Regions from separate parts of the Mus musculus genome. Here region 1 is linked to region 2. A link is a contact called in ENCODE POLR2A ChIA-PET data. All regions are on one chromosome and are shown on one strand. Each heading gives the region's core, a stretch centred on a gene start or an enhancer-like site at or near the end of the contact. The rest is flanking DNA. Distances are from core to core; before and after follow the strand shown. Region 1 holds the start of Gpx3 (glutathione peroxidase 3). Region 2 holds the start of Lyrm7 (LYR motif containing 7).

Region 1 (7,046 bases), core at 4,515-7,014, 42 kb before region 2:
TTTGCCAAATTGGTTGGAAGGGAAGCCCAGAATGACCAAGCCAAATGGCCCAAGTTCTTCTTGTAGTGCATTCAGTTCTTGACGAGGGAGAGAGAAGAGAAGAGGTGAAGAACCTGCCTCAACACCCTCCAGACTGCTGGAACCTGTGAGGCCCAAGAAGGGAGGACTTTCCCGGGGTGACAGAGTCAGTGGCAAGGCTGAGCCTCCAGTCTGGGGGCAGTGGCGGTTTGGGAGAGAAGTCAGGAGTATGCTTCTGTATATGGGTAGTCACACCTGCTGCCTGGGTCTCTTAGCCCCTGGGCAGGTGGCTGAGGACTTTCTTCGGGTGATTGGAGGGCAGTATTCACATCCCTCTCATCTGGGAATTCAGGAGCCCAGGGGAGGCCCTGGCCAGCTCGCCAGTTCCCTTGGGACCCCTGGAATTAGAGGCAGCGCCATCACCCAGCCCAGGAACTCTCCTGCAGGTGCCAGCCAAGTGGCCTGGGTCTGCTTGGCCCCAAAGTGTTTGCCCTTGGGCCATCAGGCTTTGGCCCTTAGGCTTCTGTTTGCCCTCACTGAGAAGAAAAGACAGGATAGAGACATTAAGGAGACATGGTTCCAGTCAGATACCGGGTTAAGCCATTGCCAGCCTCGTTTATACACCCTGACCCTAGGTGCCCTTTCCTGGATGGATACTGAGTTAAGAGCAGGGCTGAGCTAGTCTGCCTTTAACATTTGCTTGAGAATGGACTGTTGAGCTGGGCAGTGGTGGCGCACACCTTTGATCTCAGCATTTAGGAGGCAAGCAGACCTGAGTTTGAGGCCATCTTGGTCCACAGAGCAAGTCTGAGGACAGCCAGGGCTACCCAGAAACCCTGTTATGAGAAAATAAACAACCAAAAAGAATGAACTGTTGGATGCCACCACTTCAGGATCCCATCCTTCCCCATCAATCTCCAGAGCTTCAAGCTAGCGGGACTCTTCTCCAGAGTGAAGCCAAGAGACGGGCTCATGCTAGTGGGGGCTAGGGGGAGAGGAGGCATTCTCAGCCAGTGAGCTGCAGCTACCTCTGTCATTTCTTACTGCAGACAAGGGAAGCAAGCAGGCACACGGTCAAGGTATCTGAGGTGCCCTAGGGTAAAGAAAGGTAGCCGGGAACTTGCTAGAGTACAAAGACCATCACACCTCAGGCTTACGTAATGCTCTCCAGAAAGTATGAAATCCAATGGAGCTGGGATACAAACCTGGGCCTGTGCGTCACCACCACCCTTTCCCCCTTGTACCTCACAGTTATTAAAGTGTCCCCAAAAGACAGAGTTGGGTCCAGATTTAGTAGCAAGTCCTGAGGGAGCTCTTACCAAGGTATTGGTCTGTCAGACCTCAGTAGCTGGCTACGTTGACAAAGAGGATATATTTGCCTGCATACTGCTTAAAAGGAATGTATTCCTCCCCATCGATGGTGAGGGCTCCATACTCGTAGATGGTACCACTCATACCGCCATGGCAGTCTGTCTGGAAGAGAAGAAGGTGGAAGAAGGGAGCTGTTAGAGTGGACACATTTAGGACATTTCTCCACCTTCCCGTCATGGATGATTGCCAGCAGGGAGAGAGTGACTTACCCAGGACAACAAAAACTGGAACTGGACTAAACCTGAGGTCTCCTAATTCCTCATCTCCCATAACTGAGATACTTGAGGACCCAGTAAGCACTCAGTATTTGCATTAATTGCTTACTGGGTGCTGTGGAACTCTGAAGTTAGCAGAAACCACTTTCATATTTCCTAGGCAGTTGGGTGAGGTTGGTCTGAGAGGCACAGTTGGGTGGCTGCTACCGAAGTCCAGACAAGCATGAGGAAGCCTGGGCTAGGTGACCAGGAAGGAGACACTGGACAGAAAGGATGTGTCAGGATGTTGGGAATGAGTCAGAGCTCGAGGAAGCAGGGATGTGGGAACAGGGCCCCGGAGTATGGAACAGTTTGTCACAAGGCCTCACTGTGACACCCAGAGTGAAGACACAGTGGGTATTAACCCATACACCCTCCTGTCTGTCCAGCTGACACTCCACAGGCTACCTCCAGGAGAATGAGGGAAGGAGCATAGGGCACAGTGGGGTGTGCCAGAGTACCCAGGTTCCCCTCGAGCCCTGCCACCAGCTCAGTGCTATCTTGATCATTTCTCCTCCCCAGCCTCCCTATTACGCTGGACTAGCTATTTTTAACTGAAACAGGAGGAAAGGGACCCATCCCCACCCCACCTCACCCCCAACAGGGACAGCAAAACTCCAGGGCTCCTCTTGAAGTGGGAGAGCCTCATAGGAAGGTACTCTTCCCTCTGGGTCTAGAAAACGTGCTGCCCAAGCAAGGCCTTCAGCCTCACTGGGTGAAGGAGTCATCCAGGCAGCAGGGCAGGTGCCCCAGTGGGGTACAGTGGAATGCCTCTATCACTGCAGGCCTGGCTAGCCAGCCGAGTGAGCCTGGCTGCCTTTGCTGGGTCATCCCTGACAGCTGACAGCTCTCCTGGCTGGGGTGCAAAGTCCCTGCTTTCCGGGAGTCTAAATACTGCGAGTGTTAGACTGAATGCTCAGCTGGACAGCCCTGCCCCAGGCTTCTGAAGCCCCAGCTGAGATCACTTCCACCCTAAAAGGCAAACAGCCTCAGGCTTGGGGGTCACACATCAGTAAGGCCAGCATCAGAGGCTGGAACAGGAGGTGGAAAGTTTAGGGCTAGCCTGGGCTACGTTGAGATACCTTGCCTCAACAAGAGCAACATAGTAAAAACAGTGAGATACAACCCTGCTACCTCCCTGCATGGCGCTTCACCTTCATACCAAGCTGAATCTCAGATGTGGGGAGGAGATCCCAGAGGCTCACTGAATAATGGGAAACACCCGTGGGTCCAGCTTCTCCGGATAGTCTTAAGGAAGGGGACATGAGGAGACCCTTGAGTAAGACTCGGTTATCTTTACCGGCTGTGTGGCCCTGAGCAAACCATCTTAATCCTTTGGGCTTTGGTCTGAGAGGTTAATTCCATTTGCCTCTCAAAAGTGTGTGTTTGTTGCTGTTTTGTTTGGCTGTGTGTCTAGCCAGTTACATGTGGAAGCCAAAGAAGAAAATCGTGAGAGTTTCTCTATTAAATTATTTCATTACATTTATTCACTTATTTGGGGGAGGATGTCACAGCATGTGGAGATCAAAGGACAGCTGGGAAGACCCAGTGAGTTCCTACATGTGGGTTCTAGGAATCAAACTCAGGTCTCAAGCTTGGTTACAAGCATCGTCACCCCAGAGCCATGTTGCTGACCCTGTCAGCTGTGCTCAGTGTTTGACTCTGCTGGTGATGAGCTCCTGAATCTGCCAGTCTCTGCCCCACCACCTCACCATTGTTGGCACGTGTGTGGCCATACCTGGCTTTTTCATGGATGCTGGGGATTTGAACTCAGATCCTCTTGCTTCCATAACAATGATTTTACTCATCGAATTGTCATCCCAACACTCAAAATGACTTTGAGAAACTACTGACAGATGAAAACAGGCTTGGGCCAGCAGGACATGGAGATTACCTGCAGCAAGGGCCAAAGGCCTGGAAGGGTCATAGTACAGAGAGGCCTTAATTGTGTGCTAGCTGCCCTAAGAAATGAATAATGGCAACTGCCATGCTTTCTATGGGAGGAGAATAGGGCTCATGCTGGGGGCCCAGGCTAGCATAGGTCGGAGGGTGGTCTTGATAAATGAGCCATAGATTATACTCACCAATTGAGTCCCCAACCCCACCCCCACCCCCAGCTTCCTTCCTCTGGGTTCATAGAATCCCATAGCCCTATTCCTCCACCAGGGAGGCCAGAGAAGAGTACTGAAAGGGAACGAGGAACAAAAGGGGTGGGGCTGGGGGGGAATACACTGAGCTAAGCTTCCTGGATGCCTAGGGCTACTACTGGTCCATGTCTTCCCTATTCCATCTTCCTACACCCATTGGTGAGATGTTGGGAGCATGACAGGTCTGAGAGGTTGGAGATGGCAGCTGGACCCAGCTGGGCCTCTGGCAGTGTGTGACCATCCCTCCCCCTTCTCAGGATTCCAGCCTGTCAACTGTAAGATGGAGTGGGATTCAGGTCCACTTAAGGCCTTTCAGCCTTGACGTCAGCCTGTGCTCCCATGATGCTCTCTGCCTTGTGCAGTCAGTCACCTAGAAACCAGTGGTTACTAGGATGCCACGTCAGCAGCTGGTAGTCCACAGCTATGCAAAGCCTTCTGCAGCTGTAACCTGGACCAGACAGAGGCTTTCCCTGTCCTTGCCCCTCCCTTTGAGTGTAGAGGACATCTTTCAGTGGCTTTATCACACTGGGTCTGCACACGTCCCCTCCCTGTTCCCTTGTTCTGAAGTTGGATCCAGGCAAGCAGTTGAATCCCAGAAGCCAGAGCTGTAATGTGTTAACTCCAAGGACCTGGGAGCTCAGATGGGCATGCCTGGGCTGTGAGGAGCCAGAAGCTTCAGCTAGTTATGAGATAAGATAACACCACACCCTAAGACTTTTCTAGACTGCTCTCTCTCTTCCCTCTGAACTCACCCATCTCTCCTTCATTCTATGGACAGCACAAGGCCAGTGTGCTTTCCTGCAGCCTCCTCAGGACAGGATTCAACCCCCAACCCAAGCAGTTCCCACACTAAAGGCACAGGGCTAGTGCCCCCGTCCACCCCCACCCCATCTCCACACCACACCCCCTAATCAATCTCTCTCTCTCTCTCTCTCTCTCTCTCTCTCTCTCGGACATACAAGATCTTAGAAGGAAGACCCTGAGGATTTTAGAAACTCAAAGCTAGAGCCTACCCAGTTTTGTGCCCACGCATGCAAGTGTGCAGGGGTGCATGGTGTGCATGGTGTGTGTGAAGTTGGGGACCACAGTCTCTTTCTTTGGGTTCATGCTTTCTGCATTCTCACCCTAGGGAAGAGGAGAGGCCTACAGAGCCCACCCAGCACAGGCCTGACCAAGAAGATAAGCATGCCGGGGCATCTGCCCTCAGGCTCGCCATTTCTATTCCAGTTCAGGGTACCACAGCTAGACTAGGAGAGATGAAGCTCCAGAAGACTTCCTGGCCTGGGTTGGCTTCTCTAGCTACAGTGTCTGCTCCATGCATGGCAGGCCAGTGAACTGTGAATAGGGAAAGCAACTGCAGGGTTCCATAGCCTTCCAGCCATCCTCTCCAGCTACGCCCTGCTGATGGAGAAACTGAGGCCCAGAAAGGGATGCGCCCCCAAATAAAAATTCTTCCTGTCACAGATCTCTGCCTCCAGCGCCCTGGGATGAGTGAAGAAACCATCGGCCCACCCTCTTCCCCGGCAATTTTTTTTCAGGATTGTGGCCACCAGCGACCCCAAGATGACAGTGGAAGAAAATGTATAAACTCGGGAAAGACTGCCCTCCTGGGTTAGTACTGCCCTCTGAAGCACGCGGGTCTGTGTTGGAAGAGCGCAGAGACCGAGGGTTACAAGTGAGGCTCTCGGTGCCTCTGGGGAAGCAGTGGCTCTCCCAGTCGCGCAGTGGACACCTGGGTGCCATGGACTCTTCTTGAGCTCCGGAGGTTCACTCACCTTAGACTTCTCTTGTCCCCGGCCCGGCGGAACAAACCCGGCCAGGAGCAGGGACAGAAGGCAGGATGCCCGGAGGATCCGGGCCATGGCGGGCTGGGGCGCGTCTTGGGGTGGCCACCGTCCGTCTGAGGTGTCCGAAGCGCTCAGCCACATTTCAAGCCATCCACTGTGGCCAATCCGCAGCCAGGCGGGGGCTTCCTAGCCAATGGCAACGCGGTTAAGATTTAAAGGGCAAGACATACCCGCCCCTTTTTCCTCCTCTCCCCAGACCGGGGCGACGGTGACACAAGCCTAGGAGGAAGAGAAGGGGGCCCGGCTGCCTGGGAAGAACAGGAGATGGGCGCGGCCAAGGTTCTAGACAACACCCAGGACACAGCTTTTTTCCCCAAGCTCTGAAAACCTAGGGCCCCGAGGACTTAACATAGAACCCGTTAGTGCAAATAATAAGCACTGTGTGAGCCAGGTGTAGAGACTCACGCCTGTAATCGCAGAATCCAAAAAGCTGAAACAGGAGGATTGCGTAGGTTCAGTGCAATCTGCAGCCTTAGCTACAGACTGAGACCCTGCGCCAACTGGGAATGTAGCTTAGTGGTACAGCACTTGACCAGCTCGCATGAGGCCATAGGTTTATTCAATCCCCAGCATCAGCAAGCTAGAGGGATCTGTGAACGTGATTTTAAATTCAGCCTTCTCGGTTAGGTTGTGGGTGACAGCTCAGGAGAGTAGGAACCAGAAAATACACCACCACCACCTTTTTTTTAAATTAGCACATAAAAATTATGTGTCTATCTCTGTGGTCTTAAACTCATTATTTCCCTTCTCTGAGCCTCAGTTTCCTCTACTATAATGATGGGATTGGTTAATGAGCTCTAAGGTCTCCCAGGCTCTGACTATGTGATTTGCTTCTAAGCAGTAGGCCTAGTCCAGGAGTCTCTTGAGTGTACACAACAGGTGTTTAAATATTTGTTGAATCAATCATTAAATCATCAGATTTGTTTGTGCTTTCATATAAGGTCAGGCCAGGCATCTCTAGATTGAGAGCTTCCAGGCTTAATCCGGTCTGCAATAGAGGTTTGGTGCATCCTGCCTTGCTACCACAGTGGGCTGGAGAGCTGTTAGGACAGTCTTGGGCTGCACATCAGAACCACTGTGTTGAGCCTCTGCCTTCAGACTCATTGCAGAAGGGATTCGAAGGCCCCTGACCCCAGTCTTGGTTGTGTGAGTCCTAGATTAGGTGGCCTTCTGAAAAGTTCCTGACTCAGAGATGCCTCGAAGTACCATGCTTTTACTATGATTCAGGGAGTTAATGTGACCCGTGGAATTTGAAATTTTCTGCACTCATAAGGCCTGGCTCTATGGTGGGGCTGGTGAGATGGCTCAGCAGGTAAAAGCCCTCACAAGGCTGTGTAATAAAAGGGCTTGCAACTGATGACTTGAGTTTAATCTCCAGAACCAAGGGTGCAAGGAAGGAACGAACTGGT
Region 2 (6,545 bases), core at 722-3,221:
GCCTGTTGTGAGCTGCTGTGAAGGTGCTAGGAATCCAACTCCAGTCCCCTGCTGATCAGTAAGTGCTGTTAAGCACTGAACCATCTCTTCAGCCACAGGATCCATATTTTTAAATAACATAGAAGGGTTTTCATTAACTTTCTAATCAGAAGTTATTATTACAAATTACTTTTTTTTTTTAAGAAATTGATCTATAGTACTACAGAAGCCACCACAGTATAAGATCATCTAATTGATTATTGTTTTGGATGAAAGACAATAGCCACTACACTTGATTTCATTGGTTCTATTAAAAGCACTTCTGCAGCCGAGCAGTGGTGGCGCACGCCTTTAATCCCAGCACTGGGGAGGCAGAGGCAGGCAGATTTTTGAGTTGGAGGCCAGCCTGGTCTACAGAGTGAGCTCCAGGACAGCCAGGGCTACACAGAGAAACCTTGTCCTGAAATAAATAAATAAATAAATAAATAAATAAATAAATAAAACCTCAATAAGAAATTTTTAGTGAGATTTTATTTTTATGAGTGTATGAGTGTTTACCTGGATGTGTATGTATACCGTGTCCTTGGAGGCCAGAAGGTGTCAGATCCCCTGGGACTGGAGTTCAGGCAGTTGTTAGCTGCCATATGGGTGTTGGGAAATAATCTCAGGTCCTCTGGAAAGAACAGCAGTGTTCTTAGGCTTTGGGCCAGCTCTCCAGCCATCAATAACAATTTTTAAAAGTTGACAATTATCTTTGTGTTCTTATATAAGACTCCCTAGGCATGGTATTTCACATTTGTAATCCCAGCCTTGGGGAGGTAGAGATGGGAAGATCTCTGAGACCAGGACAGCCAGTCTAGCCTAACCAGTGAGTTCTGGGCCAATTCTAGGTTTTGAACAAGGTAGAAAGCATTCCTGAGGACGAGTACAGGTTTGGTGGTGACAACTTTTATTCCAGCACTCCAGAGGCAGCAGATCTCAAAGTTTGAGGCCAGCCTGATCTATATAACAAGTTCCACACCAGACAGGGTTACTGTGACACCCTGTCTCAAAAGCAGAATTTTTTTTTCCTTTTTGTTTTTTGATTGACACAGAGTCTCATATAGTCTAGACCAGGGCTGTCCTTGAATTCTTGATGCTCCTGACTTTACCTTCCAAATACTGGGTTTTCAAGTATATCCCACCACACTCAGCTTAATCAAAGATTAAGAATCTTTGATTCTTAATAAACAGTCAGTTTTACCTAAAAGTAGCCTAAAATGTTACAGGAATGTTGAACGCAAATGATTGCGGAACAGGAGCAAGGTGGAAATTTTTATCCATGCCTGCAAGTACTAAGTTAAAATGTATATAAATGTTTTATGGTTATTACTATGAAGCTTCTAATAAATTATTTCCTACCTCAGCAAAACCAAAGAACGGGGCAAGATAAGTAGGGCAATAATGCAGAAGGTGAGGAGGCTCTGGGATCAAGGGTGTGAACTTGAGCAGGCAACTCAACCGCACCTTTGGGGGGAATAATTAAGAGAATGTACAAACAGAACGTTCTGGAGTCAGCGTTCTGATATGTATGGGCTGTGGTTGTTAGGACTTAGCTTTTGTTTGCTTACGTTCCCAAGGAGACAGTCACAGCCCGGAAACCTTATAATATAGACACTTAAGAGACGCCCACGCCCTTAAACAAGAGATAAAAAACGAGCAGGTTCCGAGGCCACCCAGTAACAAACAGTGTGCGCGAGCGGCACGCTAGGCGCGGCGGAGTGAAGTCTGCCCCTAACAAACATGGCTTCTCAGCTACTTCCGTCCTCCTGTCCGTAATTTGGCACCGCGGCTTCTCGCGTTTTTATACTTAGCTCTGCTTAGCAAACGCCTGAACTTCCTCCTGCGGGGAAGGCGGGCTAGGAAGGACATGTTGCATTCTGATTGGTTGCTATGCGGAGCGTCGCCAGCTGTGCCCCGGCCCTGATTGGTTGCCAAGAGGGGGCGCCCTCAGAGGCGGAGTCAGCGGCGTGGGGAGCCATGGGTCAGCCCGCCAAGGTGACAGGGCCGGGAGGAGGGTGCAGGGATGCTGAGGCTCAAGACCCCGGCAAGGGAGGGAGGCGACCCCGAGGGGGGCTGAGAGTGTAAGAGGGTGACAACCTTCAGGGGCAATGAGTGGTAGAGGGTGACAATTTTGAGGGCAGTGAGGAGAGACGACCCTATGGACCGTGAATGGAGGAGGTTGATAGCCATGTGGAAGAGTGAATGATGAGGGAGACAACCTGGAGGGGCTGCAGTGGAGAAGGGGGGGACAGTGAGTGAGGAGGGAGTGGATCTCGAGGGGCGCGGAGCGGAGGAGGGTGACAGCCACACGAGACAATGAATGAGGAGGATGGCTGATCCATGAAAGGTAGTGAATAGAGGAGACTGATGACCATAAACCGACCACCTATGCCTTAATAAAGAAGTTCCATAGTAGGAAGACTATAAACAACTAATAAAATCGTAAGAAGTGCTTCAAATTAATAAACAGCATGTTTTGTGAACCTATAAATAGGATTTAACTTACCTAGAGGAATACAGAAATCTCTAGTGGGCGAGAGGCAGCATTGCTGAGCCTACTTGTTGATGGCAAGCCCAGGCAACATAGATCTTGTCTCGAAATTTAAGAATCACGGGGACTTATAGGCAGACACCTGAAGTTTGATTAAGAATTAGGAGGGGCTGGCCTCAGACTTGTAGCTCACACCGGCGGCCAATTCTCAGCAATCTTCATGCTAAGTGCTGGGAATCTGACTCCCGAGCCACTACGCCCAGCTACTTTTTGCGTTTGAAAAGAAGTTTCTTAGTAGGGCTGAGGTTGTATTTAACTTTTAAGTTGGAGCCCTTAGCATTTTCAAGGCATTGGCTTCCATGCCCAACAGTGCATAAATAATAAGTAAAAAGATATGATTAGCTACAATGTAATGCCGGTTCTAGTAGATTTGTGGTAATGAAGATCACATTTTCTTTTAAAATAACTTTTTCAACTATTTTATTTGCAAGGCATGTATGTCTGTGCACCATGTGCATGTCTGGTACTCACAGAGGCCAGAAGAGGGTGTCAGATTCCTTGGAACCGAAGTTACAGGAGGTTGTCAGCTGCAGTATGGCTGATGGGAAGAGCCTGGTTCCTTTGTGAGAGCAGCCAGTGCTTTAACCTCAGAGCCATCTCTCCAGCCCCCATTTTCTTTTTATTAGGATAATGGTCTTAAGCTAGTGGTGCTGTTTTTATATTAATGGACACCCCCACTCCCCAGGAAGTACTATATAAAATTACTCCGATTACTATCCTTTAGTGTTCCACACTGCAGACTTCCTATGGTCTTAAACTTTGGGATCAAGTGATCCTCCCTTCTCCACTTTCTAAGATGCAGGGACATCTAGACACCTAGTCTCGTGTGTGTGTGTGTGTGTGTGTGTGTGTGCGCGCGCGTGTGCGTGTGCGCGCGCGTGTGCTAGTGTGCTTCTGCCTGCCTGCCTATCTGTCTCTTTTTTGTTTGTCTTTTTTTTTTTTTTTTTTTTTTTTCGAGACAGGGTTTCTCTGTATAGCCCTGGCTGTCCTGGAACTCACTTTGTAGACCAGGCTGGCCTCAAACTCAGAAATCTGCCTGCCTCTGCCTCCCGAGTGCTGGGCCTATATGTCTCTTTACCTCTTGCTTAATTTATATTTTATTGTGTAGTGCTGAGAAATGAACTCAGGACCCACTACATTTCAAGCACAGTCTATGTGGTGCCTTTTAAAATTCATATTCCTGGGCTGGAGAGATGGCTCAGCGGTTAAAAGCACTGGCTACTCTTCCAGAGGTCCTGAGTTCAAGTCCCAGCAACCACATGGTGGCTCACAACCATTGTAATGGGATCTGATGCCCTCTTCTGGTGTGTCTGAAGACAGCTACAGTGTACTTATATAAATAAATAAATAAATCTTTTTTTAATCCATATTTCTATCAACAGTCTCTGCCAGGCAATGGGCTCTTATTGCTGAGCACTTTAGAAAAAAACTCCTTTCTCTACACATCACTCAATTCCAAAGCCACCCCCACATGTTTAGGTTGTTATTGTTCCCCATTCCCCCATACCAAGTCTGTTAGTTTCCCGTGATTGGCTAAGCATCCAAAAAAGGAAAAAAAATGGAAATCTGAAATCTTATTTTTTCCATTTCCATGTGTGTACTAATGTGTGCCCATATGCATGTGTATGACGGCTTCTGCTGTTCTCTTACCTCATGTGTCGAGGCAGGGTGACTCAATTAGACCCAGAGCTCTCCACTGTGAGCACAGCTAGTCATCTGCCCTGTATTTTCGTGGGTTCTGAGGATCCAAACTGGTCTTTACCCTTACAGAACAAGCATTGTAACCACTGAGCCATCACCCTAGCCCTAAATCTAAAGTTGATTTTCTATCTATCTATCTATCTATTGTTTTTAATTTTATGTGCATTGTTGTTGTGCTTGCATTCATGCCTGTGTGAGGATGTCAGATCCCCTGGAACTGCAGTTACAGATAGTTGTGAGCTGCTATGTTGGTGCTGGGCATTGAACCCAGGTCCTCTGGAAGAGGAACCTGTGCTCTTAACCGCTGAGCCATCTCTCCAGCTTTCAGATATGCATATGTGTCTTAGGTTCCATCCTGTTTCCCTCCCCGCCAGTTTCTTAGCTATTCTCACCACTATTCCTTTTCAGTTTCATGTATTATCACAATGTCAGGCTTGTGGGCACTCCTGTCCCTGTCCCCACCCCGACTCCCACAAATTCAGGATGCTGAGAAGTCTTGGCATTCCTTCCACTTTTCATTTCAGAAATTGCAGTTAGGTTTCTCTGAGCTATCTGAAACATCTTCCCGGGCTCTTAGGATAGAATACATTCCTGATTGTGAGTGGAGGAGTCAAGAGAAGATGAAAGGGGGTAGGTTGAGAGAGAGCTAGAAACCTATGCAGACTGGCCGAGTCCACCACCTTCCCACACTAAGTTCTTGTCAGGATGATCATTGAGGCTTTTGTTTTGTTTTGAGAGTTGTTGAAACAGGCTCTCAAGAAGCCCAGGTTGGCCTTGAACTCACCACATAGCAGAGGCTGACACTGAGCTGATCCCCCTGCCTCCACCTCATGAGTACTGGATTGACAGATATGAACCACCACACCACTTAGAAGATTCGTATTTTATTTTATTTTATTTTTTTGACTGTTTCATAGAACAGTTTTTTAATGAGTTGCTAGATGGAGCCCAGGGCCTTACCTGAGCTAGGTTGTACCTCCAACTGCTGCCCCCCCCCCTTTTAATTATATGTCTGTGTGCATGTGTACGTGGGCATGTGTGTGCAAGTGCAGATGCCTGCAGAGGCCAGAACCACTTGATGTGGGTGCTGGGATCCAAGGAACAGAGCTGACGCCCACCGGAGAACAGTGCATGCTGCTAACGACTGATCCAGCTACAGTGCATGCTCCTAACCACTGATCCAGCTCCCCAGCTCCTCATTGCTTTTGTTGGTTTGAATTTGGCGTGGGGGAGAGGTTTTGGCGTGGGGGAGAGGTTGGGGGATGGGGATGGGTGTTGGTGTTTGTCTTTTGAGACAGAGTTTCTCTCTAGCAGCCAGACCCTGTTTTGTTCTCTAACTCAAAGAGAAATAACACTAGAACATTACTTTGCAAGCCCCTTGCTGTGGGGAGCGGGTGTGGCGGCAGTCCCAAAGGCGCCAGGGACTGCAGCTAAGTCATATGACTTGCACCTGACTTCCTCATATAAGACACAAACATCTTGAGTGCTGCGCAGGTGTACCAGGATACAGGTGAATCCAATTTGATGGAGATATGCCCCTGCTGCCCTGATTAGCTGAAGCTGCATGCCTGGTGAGGTGGCGTGGCCTGCTGTGCGTGGATGGGAACTGAGAGTATAAAAGAGTGAGAGGCCCAGGGTTCGGCGGAGATATATAAACAAGGGAGATATATAAACAGGGGAGATATAAACAGGGGAGATATAAAAACAAGGGAGATATAAAAACAAGGGAGATATAAAAACAAGGGAGATATAAACAAGGGAGATATAAACAAGGGAGATATATGGAGAAAGAAGAAACAGGACTGAATAAATGTGTGCAGAAGGATCCTGTAGCAGCGTCGTTCTTGCTGGCGAGTTGGGGGCGCGCTCGAGAGTTGGTGCCGAAACCCGGGACAAGAAACATCTTCAGGCACAAGCGAAGACCCCCTGCTACAGGGAGGATTCAGAACTGCAACACGGGGAAGAAGTGGTTAATAAAGGTTCCCGTAAAACAGACTGTTGAGAAGGATCCGGCGTGGATTCAGAACTCTTCAGCTGGGAACGGTACTGATGAAGAGAAAGAAGAAAGATGAAGACTGAATAAACTGCTGTTAGAAGGACTGGTGGTCGCGTCGTTCTTGCTGGTCGAGAGCAGGCGCGACAATTGGTGGCCCGTACGGGGAACCGACTCCCCCACCGAGTTCAGAACTTTCAGCAGTCAGTGGTTGCCGGCAGGGTAAGTTCACAGTGAGTGAAACTTGCGACCCCAGGAGTTTGGGAAGGACCTCGGATA

The links. ChIA-PET counts read pairs that join two places held with the same protein, here RNA polymerase II (POLR2A).
Region 1: POLR2A ChIA-PET joins it to region 2 with 10 read pairs in embryonic stem cell. The contact joins the promoter of Gpx3 here to the promoter of Lyrm7 in region 2. POLR2A ChIA-PET finds 5 or more read pairs at or near these places in 3 of 5 experiments (Patski and embryonic stem cell).

What each region holds. Positions count from the first base shown.
Region 1 is chr11:54,901,572-54,908,617 of GRCm38, reverse strand. It overlaps Gpx3 (glutathione peroxidase 3), which reads right to left and starts at 5,764. Exons shown (of 5, transcript NM_008161.4): 1 at 5,566-5,764; 2 at 1,338-1,491; 3 at 1-77. The coding sequence starts at 5,652.
Region 2 is chr11:54,856,023-54,862,567 of GRCm38, reverse strand. It overlaps Lyrm7 (LYR motif containing 7), which reads left to right and starts at 1,971. Exons shown (of 5, transcript NM_029327.5): 1 at 1,971-2,016. The coding sequence starts at 1,999. It overlaps Gm31490 (a long non-coding RNA gene), which reads right to left and starts at 2,754. Exons shown (of 3, transcript XR_879859.2): 1 at 2,528-2,754; 2 at 538-652.